Linked DNA regions of Homo sapiens: region 2 is linked to region 1. A link is a contact called in ENCODE Hi-C or POLR2A ChIA-PET data. All regions are on one chromosome and are shown on one strand. The core of a region is the stretch at or near the end of the contact, and the rest is flanking DNA. Distances in the headings are between cores, read along the strand shown. Region 1 holds the start of MMP2 (matrix metallopeptidase 2). Region 2 holds the start of GOT2 (glutamic-oxaloacetic transaminase 2).

Region 1 (7,588 bases), core at 2,228-4,727:
GGTGCTGACTATATGTCCAGGCACTAAAGTCAGAATATGTTAACTCATTTAATGCTCAAAACTCTGTAATGTAGATATACTAACCCTATTATACAGAGGAGGAAACTGAAGCACAGAGAGGTTAAGAAACTTGCTTACGATCACACAGTTCACAAATGGTAGATCTGGATTTGGGACAAAGCAATCTGGCTCCAGAGGCTGTGATATGGAATCATTATACTCCAGCATCCTTCCTTTACCTCTATCAACTCATTTATCTACCTTGCGGCTGGTGACTTGGGGACTTTTTTCCTCCTGTTTTCTTCTAAAGAGATTCAAGGACTATGTGCATGGGCTCTGGCAGTAGACAGACCTGGGTTTAAATCCTGAATCAGCCATTTGCAAAAAGAAAGTAGTCCTGTCCTTCATGAGTCATACAACTGGCCCTGCCCAAACTGAGGCCCAAACTGAGCAGGTCCCTGCAGAGGTTCAGGGAGCAACCGACTCATTTATTTATTCAACAAATACTTTTTAATACCTACCATGTACCAAGCCCAGTGCTACTGCTGAGGAAAAACAGGTGAAAAAGATAGACAATTCTGTCTCTAAGGTTCAAATCCTAGCAGGGAGGCTGATAGATCCCAAATAAAACAAAATGAAGTATGTGATAAGTACTGTGTTAGAATGTTGAAAGGAGCCAGGAGATCTTCTGACAACGGTCCTAGCCTTGTTGGAAGTAGTTAGGAAAGGGGAAATGGAGGACATAACAATAATAATAATATAATAGAATAATGGCTAGTGCTTATTGAGTACTTACCATGTGCTAGGTAAGCACCTAAGATTACCTCTCTTTTAACCCTGAGATAGGAAATTTCCCAGTTTGCAGATGAAGAAACTGAGAAGTCACTTGCCTAACATCATCACTAGGCCAGCTGGTTGGTTCATGCACTCTTTGATTTGAAGCCAAGCGGTCTAAGTCCAGAGTTATCTTCTTAAGCCCCCACTGCATTGCCTCTGGACAACACAGACTTCCATTTGTCAGAGGTGTTCAAACCAGGCACCTCCATCTTGAGTGGGGGGCTGGGTAAGATGAGGCTGAGACCTGCTGTGCTTCATTCCCAGGAGGGCAGGCATGCATTCTTAGTCACAGAATGAGACAGGAGGTTGGTAGGACTGATTTCACCATATACAGTTCGGGTCACAAAGACCCCTATGATAAAACAGGATGCAGTAAAGAAGCTGGAGAAAGCCCACCCAAACCAAGACTGCAATGAAAGTGACCTCTAGTCGTCCTCACTGCTCATTATATGCTAATTATAATGTATTAGCATGTTAAATACATTAGACACTCCCACCAGCGCTGTGACAGTTTATAAATGCCATAGCAACATTGAGAAGTTACCCTATATGGTCTAAAAGGGAGAGAAACCCTCGGTTCCAGGAACTCCCCACCCTTTTTCTGGAAAACTCTTAAATAATCCACCCCTTGTTTAGCATATAATCAAGAAATAACCATATGTATACTCAGTCCAGCAGCCCATTCCCTGCTCTGTCTATGGAATAATCACCCTTTTATTCCTTTACCTTCTTAATAAATTTGTTTTCACTTTACTCTGTTGGCTCGCTCTTGAATTCCTTCCTGTGCAAGCCAAGAACCCATGTGGCCCCCAGGCTGAACCCCAATTTAGGGGTTCATCCTGTGACCCATTGGCTGGAAAAGGTGTAGGAAACCAAGTAGCTTTGTCATTGTCCCAAAGCTCCACTCTCACCCCCACCCAACAGCCACATCATTATGCCAGCCAGCTCCAGATCCTTGAAAAAAGTAGCCCTCTAAAAATGTATGGAGGTTTCCCAACCCATCTATCCAGAGGGGGCTGAGACCTAGCTGTTTGGAAGGGTGAGAGTTGGGAGAGGGTAGTTGTCACCTCCTGAAGGAGTTCCTAGGGTGACCAGAGGGCATGGGCGTCTTCTCCCGGACAGGTTGAGGGGGAGGCTGGAGGGCAGGGTGGCTGAAGCAACAAGGGAGCAGATATCCCCTGGACTGGAAAGGACATCTTGATGGGTCCCTGGCCTGCCTCTCTCCTCAGGCCCTACTTACGCAACACTGCGGCCAGGCTCAGTGCCCCTCCAGCCAGGCGCGCGCACGCTCACAAGACAACATCTGAACCGCGGTTTGGGAGCCCAGCCAGGAAGGAGGGCTCTCTGGCCGCTCTCCGACCCGAGCGGAGCGCAGTCCGCCCCCGCCCCACGCGCCGGGCCCTCCAGCGCCTGCCCCACTCCTCCTCCCTCCTGCCGGGCCAGCTCTCTCCTTCTTTTCTCCGACCCTTTGGAGAAGTTCGAGGAAACTTTCCGAGGCCCAGCCCTTGACCAATTTGTCCATTAAGCCAGGAGAAAAAAGATGCGCTCTCTGCTTCCCTCCTGCCCCAATCACTTCCCAAATGGCCCCCTCGAGCTGTTTGTTTAAAGGTCCCTCTCCGGATCTGTGCCGAAGGTTCCTAGAAATTTGCCAAGCCCCGCTTTGACCAAGCTCCCTCCCATCCTTATGCGCGCATAAGTTTACCCAAATTGTGTGCCAGAGCACCGTTCCCAAAGTCCTACATTAGCAAAAACGACCCCTGTAGCTGTTTGCCAAAGGCTTACCTAGACGCTTGGCAAGAGCCCTTAGCAACTGCCCAGATGTGTCCAAAAGTTGTTTACAAAGACCGCCCCCCCCCCCCGCCAAATGTCCCAGATACTAGAGGATGTCCCCGCTATTTACATAAGAGTCCCTTTCCAGTAGTTTGCCAGGTCACCCCTCTCCCACTCTCTGGCTTGTTTTTCGCCCCACTGCTGTATGCTGAAGGTTGCCAAATTGTTTATCAAAGGTTTTCTTTGCTTACAAAAGATCCCCCACCGTTTGCAAGAGATCACTCCAATAGCTTGCCAAAGACCCCCCAAGCTGTTTACCGAAGCCCCTCCCCCACGCTGTGTGCCCACCGCCGAGGGCAGGGGGAGAGACACCCCCATCCTTTGCCTCCGAAGTTTGTCTAAACGTGGTTCCTTGAGGCCAGCGCAGCAACTCACCACTGCCAACTCTTTGTCCGTTTTGGGGGCGACATCGCCGGGGAACTTGATGATGGGCGACGGCGCGGCGGCGGCGTGGCTCAGCAGGCAGCCCAGGAGACAGAGCGCCCTCAGGGGACCCGTGAGCGCGCCCCGGGCCATTAGCGCCTCCATCGTAGCGCTCCCTGGCCCCGCGCGTCGCCCGGGGGTCGCTGGCTCGGTGCGTGTGGCCGCCTCGCCGCCTGGTTGGAGCCTGCTCCGCGGCGCAGGGCTGCGCTCCGAGGGTCCGCTGGCTCGGTGGCCTGGGGTTTGCCCGGCTCAGCGGCTCATGGTCCGGCCCCCGCGCCCCAGCCCCCGCCGCCGCCGCCGCCGCCGCAGGTCCTGGCAATCCCTTTGTATGTTTAAAGCCCCAGATGCGCAGCCTCCAGCCACCGCCTGAGGAAGTCTGGATGCAGCGGAAACAAGGGAGGGCAGCCGCCAGATGTAGCCGGCTGGGCTGGGAGGGAGCTGGCAGAGCGGGGCTGGGGGCGGGGGGCGCACTCGGGCCCGCCCCTCTCTGCCCCACCCCCCTACTCGCCCTCCTCCACTTTTCTCCTCTTTTTTCCTTTCTCCACCTCTTTTCCCCGGCCGCCTGCTACTCCTGGCCTCTACGTCCACCCTCAGTGCACGACCTCGTCACCCCACTTGCCTCTCTCGCGATCTGGGCGCACAGCCTCAGAACCCCCTGCTGGGAAACATCTGTCGCTCTAGGCCCTTGACGTCCTGAGGTTAGAGAGCAGCGGTACTACTAGGAGGGACGCCGGCTTGGCTAGGACACCCTGCACTCCCTGGGGTCAGGAACGGGAAGGAATGGTCAGAAACAGATGATCAGCCACAATGATAGATGGTCAGAGACAGAAATTTTCGATATTTAGGGATAGGGACAGAGAGATTCTGGGATGAACAGAGATGGAAAGAGAGAGATGGAAACAGAGACAGTGGAAGGTCCCAGGTTGCTTCCTTACCTCTTTCCTTCTGCAAATGTGTAAGCCTTAACTTGGCCTCGTATAGTGCGAGATGCTAGATACACCTTGGGAAATAGAGCAGTCAGGGGCCCCGCGTTAGAGACGTTGGAACCAGAGCGACTCCATCTTGAACAGGGGGCTGGGTAAAATGAGGCTGAGACCTGCTGGGCTGCACTCCCAGGAGGGTCCGCATTCTCGGTCACAGGATGAGATAGAAATTGGGCAAGACTGGTTTAATAAGATAGAGGTCACAAAGACCCCACTGATAAAACAGTATGCAGTGAAGAAGCCAGCCAAAACCAAGATGGCAAAGAAAGCGACCTCTGGTCATCCTCACTGCTCATTTTACGCTAATTATAATGCATTAGCATGTTAAAGGAAGCACCCACCAGTGCCATGGCAGTTTATAAATGCCATGGCAATGTGGGGAGGTTTACCCTATATGGTCTAAAAAGGGGAGGAGCCCTCAGTTCCACGAATTCCCCACTCACTCTTGAATCCTTTCCTGCGCCAAGCCAAGAATCCATGTGGCCTCTCAGGTCGAATCCCAATTTTGAAGTTCTCCCTGTGACAACCGTCTCTGAGGAATGTCTTCTCCCTCTCTCAGGAAAGACAGTTGAGAGATAAGCTGTGATGGGGAACTCCAGCAGGCTGTTGGGAACGCCTGACTTCAGCCCCTAAACTAGTAAAGACAATCAAGGAAGGCTTCCTGGAAGAAGTGACTTCTGAGCTGAGACCTGAAGAGCTAAAGAGGTGGAGTGCTGGGTGGGGAATATGGGGAATGTTTTAGGGAACATTGACAATGGCCCAGAGATGAAAAACAGCAAGAGGCACTGGAGAAGAAAGTTTTTTCTATCTGAAAAAGGTGGGGCACAGGGTGAGGGGATGGAGCTGGAGGGGTCAGTAAGGACCAGCCTAGGAAGGGGGCAGATAGGACTGGGGGTCAGCAGGGAACAGTTTGAGAAGTAAGGTCAGGGGCTGAAAGAATCAGGAGCAATATACTTGTGGGGGGCATTGGAGGTCACGATTATGTCTTGATCATCACAGCTAGAAAAGTCTCTGCGGCTTGGGTCTCAGTGGGCTTCAGACAAGTTCAGGCTTGTCTGGTGGGTGTGTGCTCTGACTTTCCAGAGTCAGTTTTAAAGGACCCTCTTGGGAGGGACCTTGCCCCGCAGGAGGGAGCCAGGCCCTTCAGCCTGACCCAGTGACAAACCTTGGCTGTTTTGGAGAGGGCGAGACTGAGGTCAGTTGGGAAGGGGGATTGCCTCCTGGCCCAGCCCCACTGGGCTCATGTCCACGTCCTGTGGATAGCCAGAGAGCCAAGTTGGAGAGCTGAGAGCTGAGAGTGAAAATGGAAAAAGTTATCTCACTAAAGCAGGGGCTGCAAACTCGTGGCCTGTGGGCTAAATCCAGCCTGAACAGCATTTTGAAATTTGGGAAACTTCATGTAAAAATCTGACTTTCTGGTTTTCTTTTTTTAAAAAAATTTCCCAAAAATCTGGCAATACTGGATGCCAGTTTCCATATGGCAATAATTTGCTGAAGTTGAGTAGTGACTGCTCCCTTTAGATGAGGCACATACTTTGGTTTGCCACAGTCCTCACCACTCTCTATTGTATTGCCTTGTATGTGACTCCCTTCACTAGGTGTTGTTCATTTACACTTGCCCAATTTGAGTTTTAACCTTTTCAGAAAGTCTCTGGAGTCTGCATAACATGCTTTGGAGCTCCTCTGGCAGAGGGCAGCTTTGACTGTACCTCTTCACAGCCTCTGTGGTTTTGGCATTCCAAGGGTATCGGTTTCCAGTGTGGGGCTTGGTGCCCATTCAGAGATGGCAATGGCTGCAGAAGCAGCACTCAGTGAGAGAGAGGCTTCTGTGCCCAGCAATGACTATGTCAGAGGCATTGGAACCAGAGCAACTCCATCTTGAATAGGGGTTAGACTAAGACCTGCTGGCCTGCATTACCAGTAAATTAAGGCAATCCTAATCACGAAATGAGATAGGAGGCTGGCACAAGATACAGGTCATAAAGACCTTGCTGATAAAACAGGTTGCAGTAAAGAAGCTGGCCAAGACCCACCAAAACCAAGATGATGATGAGAAAAACCTCTGGTCAGCCTTACTGCCACACTCCCACCAGCGCCACGACTGTTTACATATGCCATGGCAACGTCAGGAAGTTATCCTATACGGCCTAAAAGGCAGAAGCATGAATAATTTACCCCTTGTTTAGCATATAATCAAGAAATAACCATAAAAATGGGCAACCAGCAGCTTTTGGGGCTGATCTGCCGATGAAATAGCCATTCTTTTATTCCCTTACTTTCTTAATAAACTTGCTTTCACTTTATGGACTTGCCTCAAATTCCTTCTTGTGTGAGATCCAAGAACCCTCACTTGGGGCCTAGAATGGCCCAGGGGACGAGGAGAGAACAGGCAGTATCTGATGATAATGGGCTTGTTGGTGAGCACATGCAATATGCTCCAGGGCCCCTGTGCACTCCTGTATATCTCTCTTCCCCTGCCACGGTAACCCTGGGAGCCCTGTGTTGATCTAGCAAAGTCGTAAAATGAAAGCAACCAGACCCACTACAGACTTCGTAAGTGAAAAACAAACTCTTAGGCAACGAACCATGGAGCTTTTGGGATATGTTTGTTACTGCAGCATCTTTTAGTCATTCTTAATATAGATGCAAAAATGCTGTTTAGTGGATATAATTGTGTTGCCAAAAAGATATGTTCAAGTCCCAATGCCTGTGACTGTGCCCTCACATGGAAATAGGGTCTTTGCAGATACAATCAAGTTAAGATGAGTGGGCTCTAATCCAAAGCCTGTTGTCATGATAAGAAGACAAAACTTTGGACACAGAGACACACAGCAAGAAGAACTCCATGTGACCATGGAGGCAGAAATTGGAGCAATGCCTGCAACCCAAGGAGTTGCCTGCAACCCAGAAGCTAGAAGAGACAAGAAGGAATTCTTCCCCCAGAGGCTTCAGAGGGAGCGTGGCCCTGCTGACATGTTGGTTTTGGACTTCTAGTCTCAGAGCTCTGAGAGAATAAATTTCTGTTGTAAGCCACCCAGTCTGTAGTGCTTTTTTACAGCAGCCCCAGAAAACTACGCAGGCTGTGATTAGAAGACGTCGCGATATGACATGAATTCTGTCATTTATTCGGGAAGTTTTTGATGAACACTGTTTTTGGTGCTGGGGTACAGTGGCATTAAGGTGGTGTTTTATTGATGAAGAGGCAGAAATTACAGTGCGGGACACTAAGCAGGGGACAGAGCATTGAGGGAGGTAGTGGCCGTGTGCCATGTAAGCCTTCCCAAGACCCTGTCCTCCTACTTTTAGTAGCTGCCCCTTAGTTTCCCATTGGGAAGCTACTTCTCCCCAACTCTAGGTCTGAATTCAGCAGATGTGACCCACCTCCTGGCTCCACAGTGGCAATGTGACCCAAGCTGGGCTAAAAGGCAGATCCAGGCATCTTGGTGAGGTGATGATTCAGATACCGGCTTGTGAATCCACTGGAGCCAAGGAAAGTTAATTCTGGGACTTTAGCT
Region 2 (7,588 bases), core at 3,254-5,753, 3.3 Mb before region 1:
CTAATTCTTGCATTTTTTTTTGTAGAGACAGGGTCTCACTATGTTGCCTAGACTGGTCTAGACCGGTCCTGGACTCAAGCAATTTTCCTGCTTCAGCCTCCCAAAGTGCTGGGATTACAGGCATGAGCCATTGCACCTGGCCCATATTTTAACTCTTTTAAAAGTTAACTGGTGTACGTCCTTTGCACTCCAGCTGCTTTGAATGGAGATGTGATGGATGAAGCTATGGCTACTATCTTGGACCACTGGGAGTCAACCATACTTTAGGGAGGGCGGGGCGAGGATCTGGAAGGACTTGACTTCCTAAGGACTCTGGGTCAGAAATGCCACCCCAACCCTGGACTGCCTATCTCCAGATTTTTATGTGAGAAAGATATATATGTTAAGTCAATTATTCGGGGTCTCTGTTAACTGCAGACAACCCCAATTTTAACTAAAGCATTGGGAATTATTTCTGACTCCTTTTCTACCTTTCTCTGCATCTAATCACCAAATCCATCTGATTCTACCTCCTTGATATGCCCCAGATCTGTAACCTTTTCTACATCACTGTTACCTCTACCTGAACTCAGGCAATCAGAATTTCTTGCCTGGATTCCTGTGTAAACCTTCCTTCTACCTAGTCTCCCCACTGTAGGGTTGTTCCTTCCAATCCACCTTTCATATCAGGAACTCAAATTAGCATATATACATATGTATATGTGTGTATATATATATATGTATATGTGTATATGTATGTATATGTGTGTATATATATGTATATGTGTATATATATACACACACAAAAAACTATATGCACACACACACATATACACACATACAGAAAAGTACAGAATCCAATGTGACAAATACTCAACCCCAAAATGGTGACAATTGTTAATCTGATCTGTATTTTTTCTTTTTTTCTTTTTTTTTTTTTTTTTTGGAGTCAGAGTCTTGCTCTGTGCCCAGGCTGGAGTGCAGTGGCACAATCTAGGCTCACTGCAACCTCTGCCTCCCAGGTTTAAGCGATTCTCCTACCTCAGCCTCCTGGGTAGCTGGGACTATAGGCACGCGCCACCACATCTGGCTAATTTTTGTATTTTTAGTAGAGACGGGGTTTCACCATGTTGGCCAGGCTGGTCTCTAATTCTTGACCTCAGGTGATCCGCCCGCTTTGGCCTCCAAAGTGCTGGGATTACAGGCGCGAGCCACCGTGCCTGCCTCTTATCTATAATTTTTATGAAGCTAATATGACAAAGTTGTCTCCTTCCCTCCACAAGGGCAAATACGCTCATGCCCTCCTAATCCTGTATTGAACCATATCCTTGGCATATTTTTTCAAACTTTTACATACATTTATGAATAAATGTATGTTATGGTTTTGTGTATTTTAAAAATATTGTCTAAGTGGCACCATATTATATGTATAATTCTATAGCATGTTTATGTTTTTGAGGTCTATCCATGGTGACATCTATTGAGTTCATTCACGTTAGTAGTTCTGTAATGCTCCATCATGAGACTGTAGCAGAACATCCATCTCTTCCTCCATCGATGGGCGACTAGGTTGTTCCCTGTTTTGCTTTTATAAACAATGCTTTACTGACAGCCTTAAAAATGTGTGAGAAGATCTCTAGGGTTTATACCTGGACATGTAATTGTTTTGGGAATAGTAGTTGTTATGTGTTGAAATGTGCCCCCAAAAAAGATACGTTTAAGTTCTAACCTGGGGAACCCATTAATGTGATCTATTTGAAAATAGGGTCTTTACAGATGTAATCAGGCGAAGATGAGGCAATTAAGATGCACCCTACCCCAATATGATTGGTGTCCTTAAAAGAAGAGAAGAGACAGACAGGGAGAGAACACTGTGTGACACCAGAGGCAGAGATTAGTGATGCCTCTAACAGCATACGAATGCCCAGGAGTGCAGACAATTGCCAGAAGCTAGGAGAAGCATGGAACAGAGTCTCTGAGACCCCATAAGGCACAAACCCTGCCAATACCTTGATTTTTGATTTTGGGCCTCCAGAATTGTGAGTGAATAAATTTCTGTTGTTTTAAACCACCCAATTCATGGGGATTTGTTACAGCAGTCTGAGCAAACTGATGTACTGGTATGTTTGAAATTCTTGTTTCTTGGTGCTGTAAAGAAATAGCACTTGAACATAAATTTAATTTCCTCAGCAAGGCCATCTTTATACTTTCGGCAGAAAGGGTACACTCGACAGCAGTTTTGCCATGAGAGTACACCAAACAAAGGAGACAAGGTCACTTATAACCTGATACATCCACCTTGCTGCTGTGTCCGGTTTTCATTGGCTGGAACAGGTCCTCACATTTTGTATTTGTTCTGATTGGCTAGCAACTTAGAACTTTTTAAAAGAGGCAAAGGCAGAGGAGAGCAAAGGAAGGAGGAAGTAACTTGTGGAATGCTGAGAAAGGTAAAAACACCTTCAAATAAGGAAGAGGAACAGGCTATGACCTAATGCTTGCTTGGACCAGTATAAGCATGCCAGGGCAAATATTTAGGCTAAATGGTGGCAGCTAGGAACATAAAGTACATTGATTTCTTTATTATGGCTAGCAGATATTTAAGACTGTTAGTACAGGTCTTTGAATACATTTTGTTTTTAAGAGAAGTTACTATTTATTTCTAATTAGACAGGGAGGAAAGTCTTTAAAGAAGAATCTCTACTTTACTTTTCACAGGTAGAATCCCAAGTCATGGCCTATAGGCGCATAGGTCAAGGTCATATGAGAGCATAAGGGTCTGAGACAGTAAATTGGAGCTGGGCCGGAAGGACCTAGAATGTGGCCCTAAGTAGGGGTTTAGACTTTACCATTCAGGCAACGTGGAGCCACAGAGGAGATATTAAATTGCCAAGGTACACAGTTCTATCTCGGTTTTATTTTATTTATGTATGTATTTATTTATTTATTTAGAGCCAGCGTCTCACTCTGTTACCCAGGCTGGAGTGCAGTAGCGCAATCCTGGCTCACTGCACTCTTTTTTTTTTTTTTTTTTTGAGTCGGAGTCTGGCTCTGTTGCCCAGGCTGGAGTGCAGTGGCGCGATCTTGGCTCACTGCAAGCTCCGCCTCCCGGGTTCATGCCATTCTCCTGCCTCAGCCTCCCGAGTAGCTGGGACTACAGGCGCCCGCCACTATGCCCGGCTACTTTTTTTTTGTATTTTTTTAGTAGAGAGAGGGTTAGCCAGGATGGACTCGATCTCCTGACCTCGTGATCCGCCTGCCTCGGCCTCCCAAAGTGCTGGGATTACAGGCGTGAGCCACCGCGCCCGGCCTGCACTCTTGAATTAATGGGCTCAAGCAATCCTCCCTCCTCAGCCTTCTGAGTAGCTGGAACAGGCACGCAACACCACATCCTGCTAATTTTTTTTTATTTTTTTAAGAGATGGGGGTTTCATCTTGTTACCCAGGCTGGTCTCAGACTCTTGTTTTCATGCTATCCTCCTGCCTCAGTCTACCAAAGTGTTGGGTTTACAGGCATAAGCCAACACACCGGGCCCCTACCTTGGTTTAAGAGACGAGTATCAGAGAAATAGACTACACATGAGAAAGACTCGTTTGACTTGTGGATGTGTCTGAAATTCATTTGCTTTTTCCTTTAAAACCGATTCATTTCCTTCAAAACCGATTCATTTCCTTCCACAAACAGTTATCAGGATTTGACATACACGAGTTTGTCATTAATGACCATGGGTTATTTTGTGCTTACTAAATCAGGCCCTGTTTTAGACATAATCTGCTAATCTTATTAATCCTCACAACTGCCCCACAAAATACACATGCGACCCTCTCCATAAAAGGGATAAGGAAGCCAGGTGCGGTGGCTCATGCCTGTAATCCTAGCAGTCTTGGGAGACTGAGACGGGCAGATCACTTGAGATCAGGAGTTTGAGACCAGACTGGTCAACATGGTGAAACCCCCGTCTCTACTAAAAATACAAAAATTAGCCGGGCGTGGTGGTGGCACCTGTAACCCAGCTACTCGGGGAGCTGAGGCAGGAGAATCGCTTGAACCTGGGAGGCAGAGGTTGTAGTGAGCCGAAATCACGCCACTGCACTCCAGCCTGGGTGACAGAGTGAAACTCCATCTCAAAAAAAAAAAAAAAAAAAAAAGGGTGGGGGATAAGGAAACATTCAGGAACGACGTGACATGACTTGTGCTTAGGGAAACTATTAGGGTTGAAAGTAAGGCCACCTTGGGTCCTAATGGCTGTAAGGCATCAGACAAAATACGTCAACTATGTCAGCCTACATTTTCTCATCTTTCAAACTGCCATAACAGCAGCCACCTCTTCGGCCGGCCAGGCCTGGCCCAGCTGGATTAAATGAATGAAGCGCAGCAAGGGCTGGGCGTAGGTAAACTGTGCAGTCATCCTCTTCCACGACCTCCGCTGAGCCCACGCCGCTCCGCCCGCCGGCCGCCAGGGATCGCTGTGACGTGGCTCGGGCCCAGCACGCGGCCGCTCTGGCCCAGGGAAGTCCCTGTCCTTACCTTCAGCAGGAGCCGGTTCCCTGTGTGTGTGTCCGCTCGCCCTCTGCTCCGTCCTGCGGCTGCCCACTGCCCTCCTACGGTCCACCATGGCCCTGCTGCACTCCGGCCGCGTCCTCCCCGGGATCGCCGCCGCCTTCCACCCGGGCCTCGCCGCCGCGGCCTCTGCCAGAGCCAGGTAAGCCAAGGGAAACGGAGATGGAGCCAGGGCGATGGCCCTGCCCCGCCGAGCTGCGAGCACCCCAGGACATTCACCCCTCCCGGCCCCCAAATACACACTGTCACTCACACGCACACACACACACTTTTCTGCCACCCCCTCGGCTTTCCCTTACTGGGGACTGAGGATTGAGCGTCCGTGCCCCACAGTGATCCTCAGGATCCCACATCCCTCTGGTCCCCGCACTGGGCCCTGCAGGAAGGCGTGCAACGCAATCCCTAGGGAAAGGAAGTGTGGCCCTCGGCGGTTGCCGGACTCCCATTCAGTGGGAGGGGTGCGGATAGTACTGGGGCAGCGGCGCCGGGTAACGACCGTGCCCTTGATAGGGTGCCCTGGGGGCGGCGGGCGCACCTGTCCTGGCCCCCGGCCCGCCCGAGTCGGTGGGCCGGCGGCGGCTGGCTGCCGCGTGTGTGCCCTGGGCGGGAAGAGCGCGAGAGGAAGGTTTCCGGGGCGCCGGCATTCGGGCCTCGCTTTCCTTCCCGCACCTGCGACCTTGGCGTGCGGCATTCTCCTGACCTTGCGACCCCCCGAGGTCCCTGTGACCCCGGGGCCCGTTTGGCCTTTGCTTGGGAAAGGGTCGAGGTGTAGTGTGTCTCTTTTTTTGTTTTGTTTTGTTTTTTCCTTATTGCCCCTAAGGAGGTCCGGTTGCAGGGAGGCTATCAATCTTCCTCTCCATCTCCCTGTGCTCTTTCATTCAGTAAATATTTCGTAACTGCAGTTTCTCAGAGCCAGGCTCTGGACCAGATGCCAACGATACAACTGTGAACAAGGCGAGGGAAGGACAATGACAAATGGTCATTGCTCAAAAAATGACAAACGTAATTTCGTACTGTGGCGTGTATAATAGTATGGAGGGAAATTTCAGAGCTTGAAACGAGCTCTAGTAATTCATTCCCAGTGGAGACCGGAGCCAGAAGATTAATTCAACTCAAGAAGCCGATTTGGAGCACTCTCCTTAAGCACTACCTTAATAAGGAACTGAGTTTTAAAACCACCCCCAAGCAGGTATTAACTGCAAGGAGCAAAGCGTAGCTTGGCCTTTCGTTTGAATGTATGCTCTGTGTCTTTCAGCCAGCAGAACTATCTGTCCTTTCCAAGGCCCCACAGCCTTGGCAGTACAGTTTTGCCCAGGCTTCGCACTTTTTTCTCTTCCTGACTTGGCTCCTTCCTGGCCCACTGTCAACGTGTGCTCTTTAAGTCTGCCTACCTAGTGGGCCAGAGCCAGGAGGAGTTATTTATGCAACAAATTTGGAAAACCAAAGGAGTGCTTAAAATTTCCGTCAAGAGAAAGTATGTTTCCCTATTGCAGTAATCTTAAAATAATACCTTGTTTTATGGATTTGGCTAGATCACCTGAAGCTCTAGTGCTTGGTGAAAATCCCTTGGGGTCAGGGTTAGTCATTCTTTCAGTTTGAGAGTCTGACTCATTTTTCTTTTCTGTATTTTTCTTACTAGAATGTAAGTTCCATGAGAGCGGAGACTTTACCTACTTTATATTCACTGTTACATCTCAGCACTATTAACAGTTGCTGGCATGTCTCTTATATTGGATATTTTTATTTTAAGCCCTGATTTTTCACGTAATGCAACGGAAACAAATACAGTATGACATTTTAATGTTGTATCTTAGATCAAAATCTGAACATAGGCTGGTCCAAGTGTAATGGTGTTTACAACTAATTGATCATAACCAGTTACAGATTTTATTGTTCCTTCTCTCGACTAATCTTACACAGGGGAACCACAGTGCTGCAAAATATGTACCAAAAAAAATTCCCTTTTTTTTTTTCTTTAAATACAGGGTCTCACTGTGTTGCCCAGGCTGGAGTGCAGTGGCACAATCATGGCTCACTGCAGCCTGACCTTCCAGGCTCAAGTGGTCCTCCTGCTTCAGCCTCCCAAGTAGCTGGGACTGCAGGCATACACCACCACACCCAGCTAATTTTTTATTTTTTGTAGAGACAGAGTCTCCCTGTGTTGGTCTCAGACTCCTCCCACATCAGCCCCGCAAAGCGCTGGGATTATAGGCTAAGCAACCCCACCTGACCAGAAAATAAATTCTTGAAATAGTTGAGCACCTAATGTTGAGGAATTACTCTTCAGATTTAAATAATGATACCTGATTAGGTGACAGAATCAGATGCCATATTTGGCATGAAGGTTAACTCTTCAGGCAAGATCAGACTTCCCTCCTTACACTGTGGAAGTGATCTTTACCTAGCTCCAAATGGTAAAAGTGGAAAATACTTAAACTGAATTCATCGACATTTCTATTTAAATGGCTCATTCTAATACAATAAAACCTTGTCTGTTGTTATTCTGAAGAACTGAGGATTTATCCAATGGCATACTTGGAACTCTTTGTAAATATGTGGAACTCTTTGTAAGTTCAAGTGTATCATTTAGCTAAACACTGCGAATAAAACTTTCTCTTGTTGACTTGTACTGTAAATGTATAGTGACATGAGATCAGACATAGTTGCAGTTCAATGAAGAAAAAAAAAGATGCTAATGTATTTTGATTTATAATGATTTGCTTTTAATTATTTAATTCTGATTATTTACTTTTTGGTGAAATAACTGAGCAGGTCTCGTGAGACTTTAAAAATGCAGTGTGCAACTGTGGTACCATAACCATTGGTTAAAAGATCACAGACCAGGCACAGTAGCTCACACCTGTAATTCTAGCACTTTGGGAGGCTGAGGCAGGTGGATTGCTTGAGCTCGGGAGTTCTAGACCAGCTGGGCAACATGGCAAGACCCCGTCTCTACATAAAATACAAAAATTAGCCGGGCATGGTGATGTGCACCTGGAGTCCCAGCTACTTGGGAGGCTGAGGTGGGAGGGTCGCTCGAGCCTGATCGCT

Evidence for each region. A loop is a pair of places that touch in the nucleus more often than their neighbours do. ChIA-PET counts read pairs that join two places held with the same protein, here RNA polymerase II (POLR2A).
Region 2: a loop to region 1 is called in a map with no recorded cell type, with 12 times the contacts of the local background. The contact joins the promoter of GOT2 here to the promoter of MMP2 in region 1. A Hi-C loop is called at or near these places in 1 of 37 single-sample maps with no recorded cell type. POLR2A ChIA-PET finds 5 or more read pairs at or near these places in 1 of 52 experiments (AG04450).

Annotation. Positions count from the first base shown.
Region 1 is chr16:55,475,087-55,482,674 of GRCh38, reverse strand. MMP2 (matrix metallopeptidase 2) reads right to left here and starts at 3,477. Exons shown (of 13, transcript NM_004530.6): 1 at 3,043-3,477. The coding sequence starts at 3,195.
Region 2 is chr16:58,731,231-58,738,818 of GRCh38, reverse strand. It overlaps GOT2 (glutamic-oxaloacetic transaminase 2), which reads left to right and starts at 4,503. Exons shown (of 10, transcript NM_002080.4): 1 at 4,503-4,679. The coding sequence starts at 4,591. RefSeq lists enhancers at 4,379-4,458, 4,158-4,776 and silencers at 4,899-4,988, 5,089-5,178.